2 separate regions of the Mus musculus genome follow, and region 1 is linked to region 2. A link is a loop called in an ENCODE intact Hi-C map of the cell type or tissue named here. Cell type or tissue: heart. All regions are shown on one strand. Links, peaks and the distances in the headings refer to the core of each region. The heading gives the core; the rest is flanking DNA.

Evidence for each region. A loop is a pair of places that touch in the nucleus more often than their neighbours do. Peaks named below come from ENCODE experiments on the same cell type or tissue, not always from the same donor. Only the 100,000 strongest peaks of a DNase experiment are listed, where the experiment ranks them.
Region 1: a loop joins it to region 2, with 2.0 times the contacts of the local background. A loop is called at or near these places in 3 of 42 quality-filtered maps.

Annotation. Positions count from the first base shown.
Region 1 is chr3:52,950,789-52,959,123 of GRCm38, reverse strand. Gm30351 (a long non-coding RNA gene) reads right to left here. Exons shown (of 5, transcript XR_375652.4): 4 at 6,227-6,316; 5 at 4,625-5,192. It overlaps Gm30402 (a long non-coding RNA gene), which reads left to right and starts at 1,232. Exons shown (of 3, transcript XR_867282.1): 1 at 1,232-1,476; 2 at 1,585-2,785; 3 at 2,919-2,948. In heart, for the core only: no CTCF peak of the experiment used is centred there; DNase peaks (open chromatin) are centred at 3,293, 4,283 and 5,073; H3K27ac peaks cover 4,251 bases.
Region 2 is chr3:52,898,367-52,906,701 of GRCm38, reverse strand. No RefSeq gene overlaps it. Among named protein-coding and RNA genes, the nearest start is that of Gm20750, 25 kb to the left of the region's middle. In heart, for the core only: no CTCF peak of the experiment used is centred there; no DNase peak of the experiment used is centred there; H3K27ac peaks cover 676 bases.

The DNA.
Region 1 (8,335 bases), core at 156-8,155, 52 kb before region 2:
TGTTTGTTTGTTTGTTTTGTTTTGTTTCTGGTGGATTTTCAGGACTTTGTAATCTTGTACCTACCCAAGCTGTTTCCTGAGTTTAAGGCACATTGGGTTTAAGTTTGGAAGCACAATTTGTAATGAGCGGGTAAAAGCCTAGCCATCAAGACAAACCCTAGAGTGTTCTCTGAGAAGTGATGTTGACAGCCACTGCGTCATCATCTCCAGGGTTTCGATCCTTGACGGCTGCTGACCTTGGCTTTCCCTCCTTTGCTGACCTTGGCTTTCCCTCCTTTAGCTCCTTCTCGCCCTTTGCTGCTTTTGTTTCCCGATCCCTGTACCACATATAAGTTTCGAGTTTTATCATTGCAATAAGAGTGTTTTAGGCTGGCTTTTCTAAAATAAATGGAAAATGCTGAGAGAAGTGTGAACATAGAGGCTATGCTCATTCCGAACAGTCGGAGGAGGGCCTCTTGGAGACTGCACTAGAGTCCCTCCTTCCTACACACTGGCAAAGAACTTGACTGCATTCTGTCTGTGCTGCGTAAGGCTGAATGTCATGGTAGAAAGAAAAAAATCAAGACAGTAGGAAATTCAGGCTACACATGCACATTGCTTTTAGTCAAATAGGTAGGAAAAGTGAAGAGGAAACAGCCAAAGGGAAGATCTGAAAATGGTGCAGTTTACCCCCCAAAAGAAAGTCATGTGACATTCCAGGCTAGTGTCACAATAAAAATTAATAGCAGTAAGTTTAGAACAATACAAAAGAGGACTTGTGGGCAACTCAAAATTCCTCAAGAACATACCCATGACCGGCTCTCAGAGGTCTAAAAAAATTAAACTCATTTAAAATATTTTAGTTTGACGGTCTCAGGGCGCCTTGTCCTTACGACTCACTTCCCTCTGGTTAGCAGTTGAAGAATGTAGAACTTCATCTAGACATGGTCCAGGGGCTCTGGTGCAACTCTAACCACTGGCAGGCCTTCATTAAAGTCCATGTGATGCTAACTTTAGAAGCACAGGTATGGGGCTCACAGAGGCTTGCCCTGCCAGTGTGCCACGGGGCAACGTCTGCACGCAGCTCTCACAGGGAGATGCATAGCTAGCCTGTGAGAGTGAAGCCAAGGCTTCACGGCAGACCTCAGGCACTTGGAGACACCAGGATCATGGAAGGATGCCAACCCAAGGGGTATGCGCATGCAGAGCAAGCCCACAAAGGCTGTGCTTCCAAAGCCCTTTGGAGCTCACAACTTGCCTTCCTGTAGCCCGTGTGACAGACTTGAAACAATATTCTTCAGTATTTCTTCTGTGGTGGTGTTTATACCTCTATTGGGGACCTCTGGAATGGAGACATTTGATCTGCCTTGTAGGGAAAGTTTATAACCTGCTCTACTGATTTTTTTTTTTCAGGGGCTAAGAGCTAAGGATTTTCTTTGTCCCCCTGAGGAGACTTTGCACTCGGACTTTTCAGTGTTGGAGCCGTCAGGACTCTGGGTACGTTTAGAGATGGACTGGCTTGGAGAGGAACTTTCAAGGGAGGCAGATGCTAAGGAGGTGCCATTGAGTATCTCCCTGTTTACCATGTGCTGTTAATTACCACAGGTGGTGCTTGGAGACCATAGGCCTTTAAATCATACCTAGTAGAAGGAGCCAAGTGCCTCTGAAGAGAGTCTAGGGACCCTGGCTGCTTCTTCTGTTGTATGCTTCCACCATGGTGTGTTATGGGATGTGACCAAATGCCCAGAGCAAGAACACTACAGAACCATTCATGGAAGCCTCTGGAAACACCACCCGGAATAAGCCCCTCCTCCTTCCTGCAAGTTGGTTTATCTCGGGTATTTGTAACAGAGACCACAGATAAAGAGAAGAGCTATGAGCGACAGCTGGCAATTTTATCAATAAAGGATGGAATCGTTGGGGAAAATCCAACTGTGAGTTAGAGTAGCCTCATGCTACCTGGAAAGGCAAGATGACCAAGGAGCAGCAGATCCATCCTATTGGCTTATACAGAAATTCATTCTGCACCGGATGCCGTGAGCATCGGATTCAGCAGGGTGCGCACAGGGAATTCCTCATCTAGAACAAGGAGGCCATTTAGTGAGTTGGAATTAGTGGAAGGTGTTAGTCTCTTGGAAGCCAATGCCTGGATACCCTCGGGGAGATTTCCAAACCCTTATTCCCTTAGGATCAAAGTTAAGAAAACCTGTTTGGATGAAGATAAGGTTCTTAGTGAAGACCAAGAGATACAAGGGACGATTGGAGGGCTACCCAAATAAGTTCTTTAAGAGGACAGAACTGGGGTCTCAAAATTGGCCCCACCACCACGGGCATCTGCTGAGGCAGGTGGCTCGGGAGCCCCCAGTGTTTAGGTTCCCCTTGAGGGCGCTCTGGTGTCTATAGATGTGCTTAAGAACAAGAGTTGTCTTCAACACGTAGAACTCTGGCCCATTCACTTGCAGGAACTCCGGAGTGAGCGTTGCCCGGTGGAGGAGTGAACTTGGTGCACTGCTCCGACCCAGCTGAGCTTGGAGGGAAGCCCAGCCTCAAGCTAGCGGCATTGCTCTTGACCAAGTGCAACCGCTTCAGCCTGTGACTCTGGTATGGGCATCTCTGAGCCGTGCTCCTTGATGAGAGCGTGGGTGCCACGCTGCAGCAATGAAGGTAACTGACTGACGGGCCCTTCTGAGGCTCGGCCCCAACAGCAAGGCTGGAAAGACTGTGTCTAGGAAACATCTGGGCGTTGTCAGGATATGCAGCGGCACTTACAAAAGAGAACAGAACAAAAGAGCGCATACACTTTTAGGTATTTCTACCAATCTTTTTATTTTTTTAGTTATTTGCTGTTTTTTAATAGAAGAGGAAATTTTAGCAGGACTAAGCTTCATGCAATATTTTCTTCCTTAGTTATTTAAACTTTTTTTTTTTTTAACTTACAGAAATCCTTCCAATTACAGATCAAAGCACACGAAAAGAAACACTTCTAGAATCAAAACCAGGGTTAAGGGTAGGTAGAGGACGAAGGACTCTGTGGTTTGTTCAGCCTAGAGGAATGAAGGAAATGATATTTCAAAGTGAAGACTGAAGGGCAGAGCTCATCACCGTGGGACATAAATATGATATATTGTACAGTGAGGAGGAGGAGGATGCTGAGGTCAGGATAGAGCCACGTTGTGCCTCAACCATATACATCTCCAGTCAGGAAATCCTGCTTCGTGACAGCAGGAAATTCAAGAGCACTGGGAGGTTCCAACCTCAGTCCCAACTTCTCTGTGGTGCGAAGGGGGGTTGGGGGGTGGTGGCTATCACGCTGGGCAAAGGAAGCTCTGTGTATTCCAGGGAGAAGAAGGGAGGAAATTAGTTACCCAAAACAACTAGGTTCAGAGGCTCTGCTGCAGGGAGAAAAGCCCCCACATCCCACGAGATTTCAGGAAGCCGGTCCAGCCCTACTTAGCAGCATGAATAGGCAGAGGAAAGAATGTGAAGGCAGATAAAGAGGGCTGCCACAGCCCCAGCTGGGCCTGTTTAAATAAGTCTGGCATCGAATGGAAGATGAACAGGGAGGACTGGGGAAAGGCATGTGGCTCTTCACAATAGTGCCCCCCCCTCCGAACCTCCCCGCCCCGCAGCATTTTTTCTGAGTGGGCAGGGAGTAAGGAGTTGGTCCAGGGGTTAGATGACCCCACCCCACTAGGATGGTGGATCGGATGACCCGTTCACGATGAACCTGTAGCCTTCAACTTTGTGATAGTGACATTTCAAACAGTGAAAGTGAGAGTGGTTTCTGAAAGTGCTCTCAGGAAGATCCACTCTCTGCCCTCTCTGCCCGCTGACTTAAGGACTCCACATTCTGGAGGTGACACTGAACTTGACACTCATGACTATGCTGTCCACTTGTTGTTGGAATCAAGCAGACGCTTTTACGAGTTGATACATTTCTATAATGCCTCTGTGGCAAACAGAAGACTGGTGGAAACCATCTCCCATTCATAATTTACCAACTGCATGTTCTGAAGAAACCATTGTATTTAGAAGGCACACAATGACTGCGACATTTAACGTTATTCATCATGATGCGCGAACCCCAACAGATCGTTTACTGGAAAGTATTTTGAGAAATTTACAGATGGGAAATGGCAGGCACCACAAGTCTGCTGGGTCTCTGCCCATTCTTTTCAAAGGTAGGAAATGTCCCTTTTCTTTGTGATATTGGCTCACCACTCTGTGAACCGGAGTGAGTAGACTGGGTCAAAGGTGAAGGGAGCGGAGCGAGCAAAAGTGTGTGGGTGATTACTGCACACGGGCCTCCTTCCAGGCAAGGTGGTCAGGTTGATCTCAGCACAGTACTCTCCCTCTCTCTGCCAAGAGGATGCGGTTAATTGGATTGGCAGATGTGGGAGGAACTGACGCTAGCAGATCATTTAACCAAATGCTTTAGTGTTTAACTGGATTCTCTATCAAGTGGTGTGCATCTACGCGTGCAGTCATTCTCACAACAAGCTTATAAGGGTTAGCCCATTTTACAGAAGAGAAACCTCCCAGCAATTTTGCTTTAGGACACAGAGGTATTAAGACACATAGTAAGATTTATAGCAAATGCCTGACTTAGTTCCCCCCTTTAGATTTTAAAATATATTTACTTAAGGTTATTCATCCATGGGCATATATTCATTTAAAGATGGGATTGGCAGTCCGTAGGTAAGCTTCCCGTGGAATTCCTTGTGTTGGGGAGGGAACTGGAGAGAAGGTGCATTTATGTGGACTCTTCTCAAAGTGCCACGCCCAGCGTTTTCTCCCACCGCAGTGGCTCTTCTAAAGACCATACAGATTGAAAATCCTACTGCTCCTTCTATCTTTACCTGGTCCCTTCAGATGGTCCTGGGTAAAACTTTATTTCAGCTCTCACTGTGAATACTCAGGATTGTGAACCCTTCAAAGCAGAAAATCCCACCATCAGGAAAATTATATTTGATGTTTGCTCCTGTTTGGACCACCCTGTGGCTGCCACTGCCTCTGCTGATGTCATCATCATCATCATCATCATCATCCTCTTGTGACCTGTGTAGGACCTGTGCTTCTGGAGCCATTCCAGAGATGGGAGGTGGTGATGACGATGTCTTGGAAACCTCTGGTCAGAAGCTTGGCTTTATATAGAGTGTGGCCAGATGGCTTTGTCATCTGCCTTATCCACAAGTCTCCATTTGATAGGAATTCTGTGAAGTATAAGCCAAAAGGAAATTCAGATTAACTCTGCAGATAGTCAACAGAGAGAGAGACAGACAGACAGGCAGACAGACAGAGACAGAGAGACAGAGAGAGAGACAGAGACAGACAGACACACACATAGAGGGAGAGACAGAGATAGACACACAGACTGAGAGACAGAGAGAAACAGACAGACAGACAGACAGACACAGGGGTAGGGAATGCAAGGATGCTGTGAAGGTTAAGAGAATGGACGTACACCTGGCACTGAACGGTGTCTGGCAGCATTACATGTCGGCTGTTATTGTCACTGATGTTTTAATGTGTTGCTTTCTGAAGATTTGGCTGTAAATAATTAAAGGACATGTGATCTAAAAAGATGTCTTAAAGTCCCATTTACTGAGCCATTTTTCTTTGTCATTCTTTTCTCTTACGTCCTTATTCTCTCCGTCCTTACAAAGGTAGTTTCTTCAGTCAGCAAAGATACTCTCATGCAGAGGACAAATAACGTGTCCACGCTTGGGGCCACTGATTTTAAAATGTGACATTATAAACCGGTAATGTTCACTATCAAATACTCAGGGATACCAGAGAATGAGTAGCAAAAGCCAGCCATTTGTAGTGATGCAGTTTTGAGGGGCAAAAATCAGAATGCCTTGAAGAAGTGAAGGTAGTCAGCGGGGCCTGTGAAATATCACCACGCAGATGCATTGTACGAACAGAACTGATAGAACACTGAGGTATTTCTGAGAACCACACAGTCTTTCTTGGCTCTAGGTGAGGTTAACTTGGGTGTGGGAGAAGTAAGCTCCCAGCAATATGACCGAGCCAACGCCAACACCACCCTGAGTGAGTGGCTTCTGGGCACTTGTCTCCTGGATTTGAAGAATGAAATTCTCAGAGCACAGTGGGCGAGTTTTAGAAAGATGCACCTTATTGTAAGGATCTTCAAAGCAAAAAGTCAGAGCTCTGGTGCATAAGAGGGGTCTCCGGGAGTGGGTGCCACTCAAGTGCCACTGTCCTGGACTTAACAAGGCTTTACCTGATGAAGAAATGGAGCCATCATGAACTGTCCAGTTTCCACACTAGGTGGCCAGGTCTTCAGTATGGTTTCCAGGAGCGAGGTACCCATCTAAGGAAGAAAGACAAAGAAAAGCCAGACCTTCCTCCTGGCATCTCTGGCCTCCAGTAAGCATAAAGCTACCAACATGGGCCCAAGAGCTTTTCTGGATTTCAGTTAACAGAAAAACAAAAAACAAAAACAAAACAAAACTAAAACTATTTCCTTTGGGCTCTTTTACCCTAAAGCTGCCTAGCCAATTTTTATCTCCCCTTCTTATCAATAAGCAGAAGGGGCAGAAAGACCATTTACAAAGAAGTAATGGCAATGTCCTCTCAAATTAAAACTGACATTTGTTTTGTCCCCTCCTGTCCTACTGTAACGTCTCTTAATCCTTATGTTTCTACTTCTTGCTATTGATTTTAAGAAATGTTTGACTTGAAGATGTAAAAGTCACAGTGGCAAGGTTGGGTCAAAATGTTCATTTGTTAGAGATGTAAGTACTTTGCATATAACTTTAAATTCACACTGCGACCATTCTCTACCTCTTTGGTGGCATCTTTAAGGGGATTGATTTTGTGTGTGAGAGTGAAGGAAACAGAAATTTGCATGAGAGTTGTGTGGGAATGGACCAATGCCCTGTTTCACAATAGTGGTTTTTTTTAATTATTCAGGGTTGTTTGTACATGTGATGAGTTGTTGAATCTTTATAATTCTTCATCACCAAACTCATTGTTCAGCTGCCTAATCTCATTAATAGATTATTTCTACAGAGTGGCTTATTTGTATATGTGTGTGTGTCTCTGTGTGTGTGTGTGTCTGTGTGTATGTGTGTGTGTGCGTATGTACACCAAGCAAATGCTCTATCACTGAGTCACATCCCCAGCTATTCTCATTTGGTCTTAAGTGTGCATTACCTGACGCTACCAAGAGTATTTGTTCTTGCAAGTTTGGACAAGAGAATTTAGAGTCTTATCCCTCCAAGGCACAGACACTGGAAAATACTGTTTTGTTAATTCTTTTAGGTCCATATCCAGTCTCTCCTGGAAACTTGATTTTCACTTCCTTTTTTAATCAGCTGCTCTGTAAAAATATTCATGTTTCCCTTGCTTTTGCCACAGAGAGGGCCTGCACAGCTGTTCCTTCCCTGTTATCTTGCTCTGACGTGTTTTCCACAATGCAATGCTAGAAAAATTCTACACAATCTCTGTGAAAGGATTAGAGAATAAGCATGTGAAAAGTTGTAATTTTAAAAATCTTTTCTTCTCTTAAAATCTTTGTAACTAAAAATGGAGATGTTGGTTGGTTGGTTGATGTAGTTTTCAATCATAGAGAAAGGTTGAAGTTATAAACAAAAGATATGGAAGAGTCTATTTTGAGGAGAATGGTTTAAAAAAGAGAAAGTGAGGAGGGGAGGAAAGGCAAAGGAAGAGAAGGGAAGGGAAGAGAGAAGAAAGGAGGGGAGAGGAGGGGAGGGGAAGAGAGAGGAGGGGAGGGGAAAAGAGGGGAGGGGAGGGGAGGGGAGGAGGGGAGGGGAGAAAGAGCCCAGCGGCTTGTTCATCAGTGAGTCTATCTGAGAACAGTTGAAGCACACATGACAGCTGACATTGGATCGGACTAGCTGTAGTTTCTGTATTGTACTAGACTTGCAAGATTCTACCATTTTCCTACATATTTTGAGCATCACTACTCATCTACCCATCACTTAAATAACTTGGTCATTATGGCTAACCAACTTGAAAGAAGTCTTGAATTTTTCCCCATAGCCAATTAGCCAAGTTATTTTCATATATCCAAAGTATTTCTTGGGTATATGGATATAAAGTATTTCATGCCTCTTTTTTTAAAAAAAATTTACTTTGTTGACTAATTGACTTTGTACTGGCATTTCTTCTTACCCAAATAGTTAACTTACGAATGGGACTCTCTGGCTCATATAGTTTATATTATTGCTAAGTCAATGCTTATATGCTAAGAGTAAATGGAGCTGTTATGTAATATAGCCAGGCTGGTTTGTCATGGTTTCAAGAGAACTGAGATCTTTTCTTAAGACATGAAAACTCGAGTGTGTGGGATCAATAAACCATTCCA
Region 2 (8,335 bases), core at 201-8,200:
TATAATGATCTATACTGACACCTACAATCTACAGAAAGGAGGCATGAGGAAATGTAGAAGATGAAGAATTTTCATCGTAAAACATGAAATTGTATACTTTAAAAATTAAAGGATGTAGCCAAAACTTATTTATGACAATTAAAAGTCAAAGAGAGAGAGAGTGAGAGGGGGGAGGGAGGGAGGGAGGGAGGGAGGGAGGGAGGAAGGAAGGAAGGAAGGAAGGAAGGAAGGAAGGAAGGAAGGAAGGAAGGAAATCCACAGAAAATGTTAGGGTAACGTGGTTCTGTGCTTTTCCAGTCTTTATAGTCTGGAACATGAAGCACTACAAAAAGCATATGATAGTAGAGGCATCGGGTCACAAACTCAAGAGCCGGTGGCCAGGCTCAGTGCTCCATGTGAACTGATAGGAACAGCCAGTTCACTCATGAAGGCACATTTTGACTAAGCTATTATTCCTAAGTTAAAGCGCAGTGTCAGGTTAGGAAGAGCGAGAATGCATGGAAGGTCCCTGCCCTGTGGAGTTCCAGACACTAAAGGAGACAGTTGTTAGGCATGTTGCTTCCACAAGGGTTGGCAAGGGCCATGATGGATAATTCACAAGAGCCCTACACAGGCCCTGGAAAGGCTATAGGGATGGCAATCTCTGTCACACTAGGAAGAAAGGCTTTGTTAGTCTATAGGTCTGTCTCATTCAAAAGTATAAAACAAGCCAAACAAACACAAACATCCTTGATATCTGTACCCAAGGTAGGTACTGTAAACCTCGGATTTTATTCACCTGACTGGGCTTCAAGTAATTTTTGGATCTTTTAAAAGGACAAAGGTTTGCCATCACTGAGAATATGTGAAGTATTTTTAAAACCCGAAAGTGCTCTTGGAGCAAAGCGGCACCATTACGATAAATGTCAAACACCCCGAAGGGACCAAGATGAAGGGGGTGATACTCCCAGAGAGGAATCTGAGAGATGGAAATGCGTTCTCCTCTGAAGCAGCATCCCTTTTATGGAAGAGCCAGTGTGCAGAGCTGGTTAGCCAGGATTTAGGGCTTTCTGGTACTAGCGCCTTTGTTTAAACACGGAACAATAATGATTCTTCTTAAATGGCCCGCTTAGGCATGGGAACTTGGATCAGATTTGGACTTGGATTTGGGTCTCAGCCCAGCTTCAGAGCGTAATATCAGGATGGTCATTTAATCACTCTCAGCCACCCTTCTATTCCTAATCACTTTATTGTGAAGGTTCCCAAACCAAAGGAAAAGCTTTCACAATAAACATCCACAACTCTGTCACAGAGAGTTGATGGACGCTTTTTAGTTTCCCTATCCCATATTGTGGACCTGTGCATGTCTCCACAGTAACATCCATTCTGAGTCCATCTTAGTTTCTAAAAGATATCAATGTAAACTCCCCCCTCCAAGTATCAGCATACAAATAAGTAACTAGAGTTGAATAATTGCGTGTAGTTTTCTTCTTTTGATGAAAAAAAGAAGAAGAAGAAGAAGAAGAAGAAGAAGGAGGAGGAGGAGGAGGAGGAGGAGGAGGAGGAGGAGGAGGAGGAGGAGGAGGAGGAGGAGGAGAAGAAGAAGAAGAAGAAGAAGAAGAAGAAGAAGAAGAAGAAGAAGAAGAAGAAGAAGAAGAAGAAGAAGAAGAAGAAGAAGAAAAAGAAGCCATATCTGAAAACTCTGGTGGCTATGTAATTGAAAGGACCCTTGGAGGTAGCATAGATAATGTGGGCTCATTCGTAGTTGGTTATTTCATTTTATGTATTGGCCATTGCACAAGAGTTTTAGGATATTATAGTGAGCAAGAAATAATGAACAATGTGCGAAAGAGATGATTATAAATGAAAGCCAATAAAGTACTGAAGGGGGCTTGACAGAGAGGGCAGGCTGCTCGGAGACCATGTACACAAGGGAATTCAGTTGAAGACATGGAAAGTGAGTGAGTGCTGAGATTATGACAGGACCCTGATCCAAAGGAAAGGACGTTTATATGGCGCCATCCTTGAAGAAACTCGGCGAGACTGGAGAGCAGCCTGTGGAAAGGGAGATTTGTGAGTATCAAGGCGTGATGGTGTCATCCTCCTGAGGCAGAAGAGAAGATTCAGGAGGCCCTGTGGCTTCCAGAGACAGTGCGAGGAGGAAGGGAAGTCAGCCCAGCCAAAGACCTGGACATGTGAAGCTGAACCAAGATGAGGCTCAGTCTCTAGCACCGAGGAACTAAATTATGTTAATTTCCATGTGATGGACCACCCTCAGATAGAAGTTAATATCAACATTTGCAGATAAAGCTACATAAAGATAGTGTGTGCCTTCGTAGACAATTCATTGTTCTTATTTTCATTTAACAGAGTTTTGTTGAAAGCCTGGTGCAAAATAATTTTCCTCAGACTAAAGGAGGAATGACACACCCTGGGGACTGCCATCCTAGTCTACAGCTGGGCGGGGCCAGCCCTTGATTTACTCTTCTTAGCAACCAGTTCCAGGAACCTCTTAGTTTTGAACAATGACTAATGATCATAAAAAGCAGTTAATATTTATGAGTGTTTACTGTGCGCCAGCAAAGTCTTGAAGTCTTTACTTGATTGCTTCATTCAGTAGGACACATAACAACTTTACTTTTGTCCTGATTTACAGATGAGAGGACAGACACAATGAGTTTGTGGCTGATTCAAGCCATACCACAAGAGGAGGAGTCAGAGCTCCAGAGTAGCTGGTACTTACAACCATTGTCCCAACCACTATGCTATGTATTAAGTGACCAATTCATACACAGCTGTGGCCCGTGGAGAGGTGACATGCACCTGACAGTGTTAAAGTCCGTATCACCCTAGAATAGATAATGCCAACATGACCTAGTTTGTTACCATCAATATATCCAGCTGCCTGAGTATCTTAGATGAAGACACTCAATGGCCAATAATGTCAGAGCTGGGACTGTAGTTTAGATGAACTCGCAGAAGTCACCCTCTGTTTTGTAGTGGGTTTCCAGGTTTTGACGGGGTACAGTGACTTGTTTATCTGGTACCTCATAAACTCAGATTAGTTATCATTGCATATTATAAGCCATTTAAGTTCATTCTAGGTTTTAACCTAGAATTTTATGTACAGCAACAGGCAAATAAAGAAACTATCCAGTATTTTTTTTTAGCCCATTCTAGTTTTCACATTCATTCTTTATTACTTGCCTCAAACTTTTTTTCTCTCTGTGGATATTTTCTCCCCTATTTCACTCTCAACTAATGTCTTCCTTACCATTTAGTTGAGACGATTAGAAGCGGTCAACACCAAACACTCATAAGTACCTTTATGACATCTGACTGGCTTTGCGCATGAGACAGGTAGTATATGATTCCTTCTTTTAAATGGAGTGTGGGGTCTTGGCTCCTTGTCAAGATGAACCTCCGAACTCGCAGGTAGAACTTAAATTCCATTCCTGAGTTCTGTTCAAGGGCTCTGCCCTGCAGTTCTCTCTCCCCTTTCTTGAGTAGTGTATGTTTTTCCCGACCTTGGAGAGGGTTTCCTTTAGGTGCCTGTTCTGTGGCACTTCCTTGCTACCCTTCATGTCACAACTCTTAGTAGAGTTGGCTGGGTGTCTCCATTTTGCCTCCTGTTCTGTTCTTTCTCAAGCTTACTCCAATAATGTGTGTGTTTTCATCTCCTAACCTAAGGACCTCAGGGTTGCAGCAGTTCAAACATCATATCCTTTGAACTATACAGGATATAGCATACCACCTACTCCAAGCTGCCACACTCCCCATTCATCCTCCTGTCTTCTCTGAGGTTCCAACTGATGCCTCTGATCTCTATGCACTGGAATGCCCCAGGCATGCTCTCTGGCTCTTCCTTTCTTCCTCACTCAATGTCAGTGTCGTCGATATGGAGTTGTCTTCAGATTAATAACTCCAACCCCTACTGCTATCCTGAACTAAGCCCAAACAAGGGAAAGTAAGAACAGGCAAAGAATATAGGAAGGATGTGTGTGGCAGTTCCTGTTAGTTGACAGCTCAAAACCCGTTCATCTCCTGGCTCCTTGGTAGCAGGCATCCGTTTTCCAGGGAAATAAGCCTAAGCCTACTTGAAGGGTAAATTGCATACAGTATTATACAATGGAATAGTATCTAATCATTTGCTTGGATGTTATTTCTAGCTGATTAAACAGTAAGGAAAACTGGATAAAGGATTCCAACAAAGGCTTCTTTATTTATTAAAAACAAAACCACAGAGAACAGTGGCTGCTTCTTTCAGTGGTCTTTGAGGGGTCTGAGTGAGATGCCTAGAGCTGTGGCAGCCAGTCACTGCTGCGAAGTTAACTTAAAGACAAACCCGTGCTGAGCCAGGCCAAACGGAAGGAGAGAATGAGTCCCTGATACAATCAGGAGCCTTTGCACTAGCTAACTCTAAAGCTACTATACAAGTAAACTGTTATGAGCCTGCAGGTTCTCCTCATTGTTTAAGGCCGTGGAGTCCGGATGTTTTTGTTACCAGAGGTTTATACATTAAGATTAACATAGTGTGGACAATTTTAGGGGAGGACATTTCAGTGACCATATCTACATTTAACTGGAGTGATCAAGACACGATGTCCTCTGCTCTTTTATGTTCTTTGATTTCTGTTCCAGCTGCCAGTGGACACCTGACCACTGGGTGACCACTAGAATGTCTGTAGTGTGGTCCACATTTCCCTTCTGCTCATTCAGCTGAGTGGCTTGACGGAAATTTGAAGAGAAAGTTTGTGGAACAAGAGTATGGATTCCCCTCTTTATTTTCTTCCTTCTCTTTGTCCCTGTAGACCTCCTTCTCATCCTGCTCTTGTTAGTTTAAGAGCACAGAGCCTGGCCAGTCCACTGTATCTACTGTACCCAGAGTGATAATGAGTAGGCTAGCCACATCGCAGTTTTCTAAGAGCATCCTGGAGCTCAAGTATAAAGATAGAGATACTTCTATCTTCTAAGTAGTCAGTTATAGAGGGCTGACCCCAGCAGCACAAACAGGGCCTCTGAAGTTAGAGCGAGCTGGGCTTGTTGGAAGAGTCCAGAGGAAGACAGCAAGACCAGAACACCATGCAGGGTATGTGTTGAGAGAGAAAAAAAAGAAACAACAACAACAACAACAAAAACCCAAACACCAAAACAAAGCAACAAAAAACCAAAAATCAAAAAAACAAAAGCCAAACTAAACAAACAAACAACAAAAAACGTTCTAGAAGATCCTGTGAGAGCTTCATGACCATGGGAAAGTGTGATTTCACAGAAGGGCTGGGAGAAGCCAGAACAAGGTTCAAGCAGAGAGGGTTAATCTGATTTACCTTAAAACATTTTTCTTTGACTAGCTGTGGAAAACACATTGCAAAAAGTAAGCTAGAAAAGGGGGTGGGGTCAAGCTTGGAAACTGTACACTCGGCTTAGCCCAAAATGCCTGTAGTAGCAGTAGGGCAGAGGGCGCATTCAGGAACTATGTTCAGGTCAAAGCTAAAATATACTGATGATGAGTTGGAGTTGGGAGGTGAGTAGGAATGGGTGGGGAAGAAGGTAATGAAGAGAACTCAGAGTTCCTGGGGTTTTGGGAGTTTTTTGTTTTTGTTTTTGTTTGATGGTTTGTTTTTAACCTGAAGAAGCAGAAAAGAGTTGGCCCACTTACACAATCTCTTCCAACAGAACACACACAGAATATGCCCACCATCTTTCCTTTAGTGAACATTAGATAGGCAGGCAGACAGACAGACAGACAGACAGACACACATACACACACACACACAGAGAGAGAGAGAGAGAGAGAGAGAGAGAGTAACAACTAGCTTGGAGAATTTTCTCTACGAGTGGCCTATGACGAATGTAGACTTCTATCTAACATGGTATTCTCCCTGAATCTCAAAATTCTTGTCCCTGGTCTTTTATTCCATCCTGCTTAGTTTTCATGAAGTAAATATTTTGTTCAATAAGTTGACTCTTTAATCAATTAAATAACTTCATATTTCATCGAGTACTATTGCAATAGTCTGTTGCCAGCCTCAATGATTAATCTGTGCCACTTGAATCTTTGCTTCCTAGGGGCTTTGCTCTCTTGCTCAATGCAAAATGTCTAGAACAATACTTTGTGTTACTAAGCATGTAATGTTTGTTGGTTGATTGACTGAACTAATAAGATTACAGTATAAATGAGCATAAACTTGATTCTTGAGTTCGTCACAAAATAGGGTTAATGAAGAGATTTTTATCTGAAAGCCCTAGTTACCCCGACCTGCACGCCCATCCTGTTTTTCCTTAGGCTCTTTGGAAACCTGGTACATATAGGTCTCTTTACTCTGGAATAGAGTAGAGCTGTTTCACAGTGCTCGTGGGGGTTTCCCCCTTCGAATCGTACTACTACAAGCATAAGAATTAAAAGGCCTTCATCTAAGAGAAACACTACTTAATCACACTTTCCTCATTTGGGGGCCACTCTTAGAAACAATTATACTGTAACTAATTCCGAAAACTCTGAGACTGGGCAAGAGGGGACACAAAGCCAAGATATATTCCTTTCCAGTGTACCCGAAAAACAAAATAAGAGAGAATGGACATTTTGGCAAAATTGAACTTAACATACATCTCAGTATTCTCAAATTTTGCCTTGGAGCAATCAATTTAGGCTACCCAAACATCCTGATTGTTTTTGAATTGATTTTAAACATTGAAGCATTATGGCAGACATGTAAATGAGTCTCTCTGTATCAAAGGTGTATGAATTATTTATTTTTCAGATAAAATAATCAGGCTGAGTTAAGAAAAGAGAATCACCTAGGAAGATATTATGCCATTATAGAAATGAGACACACAGCATCGGTGCCAGAATCTTTTAAAAGCATAATATCTAAAAATAGAAGAGCAGAGAAAGAAAGAGGCCGGGCAGGGCCAATTGAATGCCTGGGTGTGAATAGAATAGGAAATTAATAAGAAAGCAGAAAAGGCATATGAATAAGCAGTAAAATCTTGCTATCAGAATAGAAATGCAAGAGACGCCATCATCAAAAATCATTAGGAACTTTTTATGTTAATACATTAATGTTTGCATAATCTTGGGGATAGAAAATGACTCCATAAACATGATACCTGTATTGTACACAGGTCAGAAAAAAAGAAGAATTTGTCTAAACATATTAAATAAATAAAAAATAAACATATAAATAAATTGTCTAAACATATTAAAGTCAGAGCACTAGAAAAGTATTTGTTACATATATAACAGAAGGAATATTGCAATTACATATAATAAATCTTTAAAAACCAAAGATAGATTAACACATCAGAATGAAAATAAAAATATCATGAATAGGCACTTCTCAACACAGACATGGTCATGACCAATAATATTTACTTCTACCATCATGCAAACAATTTTGAATTAAAAGCAAAAATAAGATACTGCTTCCCCTTTGTCAATTAGTAAAGATTAAAAATTGATAAAACCGGTGTCTATTGGGAACAAGCAAAAATGGTGTCAGAACTATAAATTCATCTTGCCAAGGTAAAATTTGGCAATATTGACTTTAAACACTTAATATTTATTTAAAATATATTTTTGGAAGCTAGGTGGATTACTCAGCCATAAAGAGCAAGTACTTCTCTTGCAGAGGATGCATGAGCGCCAGCATCAGGTGAGTCACAGCTGCTTGTAAAAGATCCACCTCCCAGCAGCCCTTGGGCCTGAGTGGGTTCGATGCCCCAGTGTAGGGGAATGCCAGGGTGGGAAGGCAAGAGTGGGTGAGTGGGTGGGGGAAGCAGGGGAAAGGGGGTGGCATAGGGATTTTTCAGAGGGGAAACCTGGAAAGTGGATAACATTTGAAATGTAAATAAAGAAAATATTCAATAAAAGAAAAAAAATGGGCTAGAGATCTGTGCAGAGAGTTCTCAAGAGAAGGAATAAAAATGGCTAAGAAATACCAAAAAAAAAAAAAATTCACTTCCCTCTTCTGACCTCTGAACACAGCACACTCACACTTGAGCATGTGTGCATGCGTGTGTGTGTTCACGCACACACAGTCAGTCACACACTTACACACAAAATCACTCACTCACACAATATCACTTACATACACCATTAAAAATAAAATAAAATCTTTTCTAAAATAATTCCCTTAGACACTAGAATCCTAACAATAAAAGTTAGGATGAAGTCATAAAAAAAAAATGGATGAAGTATATGGCTCTTAAAAGTCAAAATTTTATAGTAAAACGTATCGTTGAGTTAACCTTTGTTCACCATAAGTTATGTTGTGGAAGAGAATTAGTTAAGAAGAGAAAATGTTCACGTGCTATTATGTAAAATCAAGTCAGTAGATTATAATCAGTAGGTTAT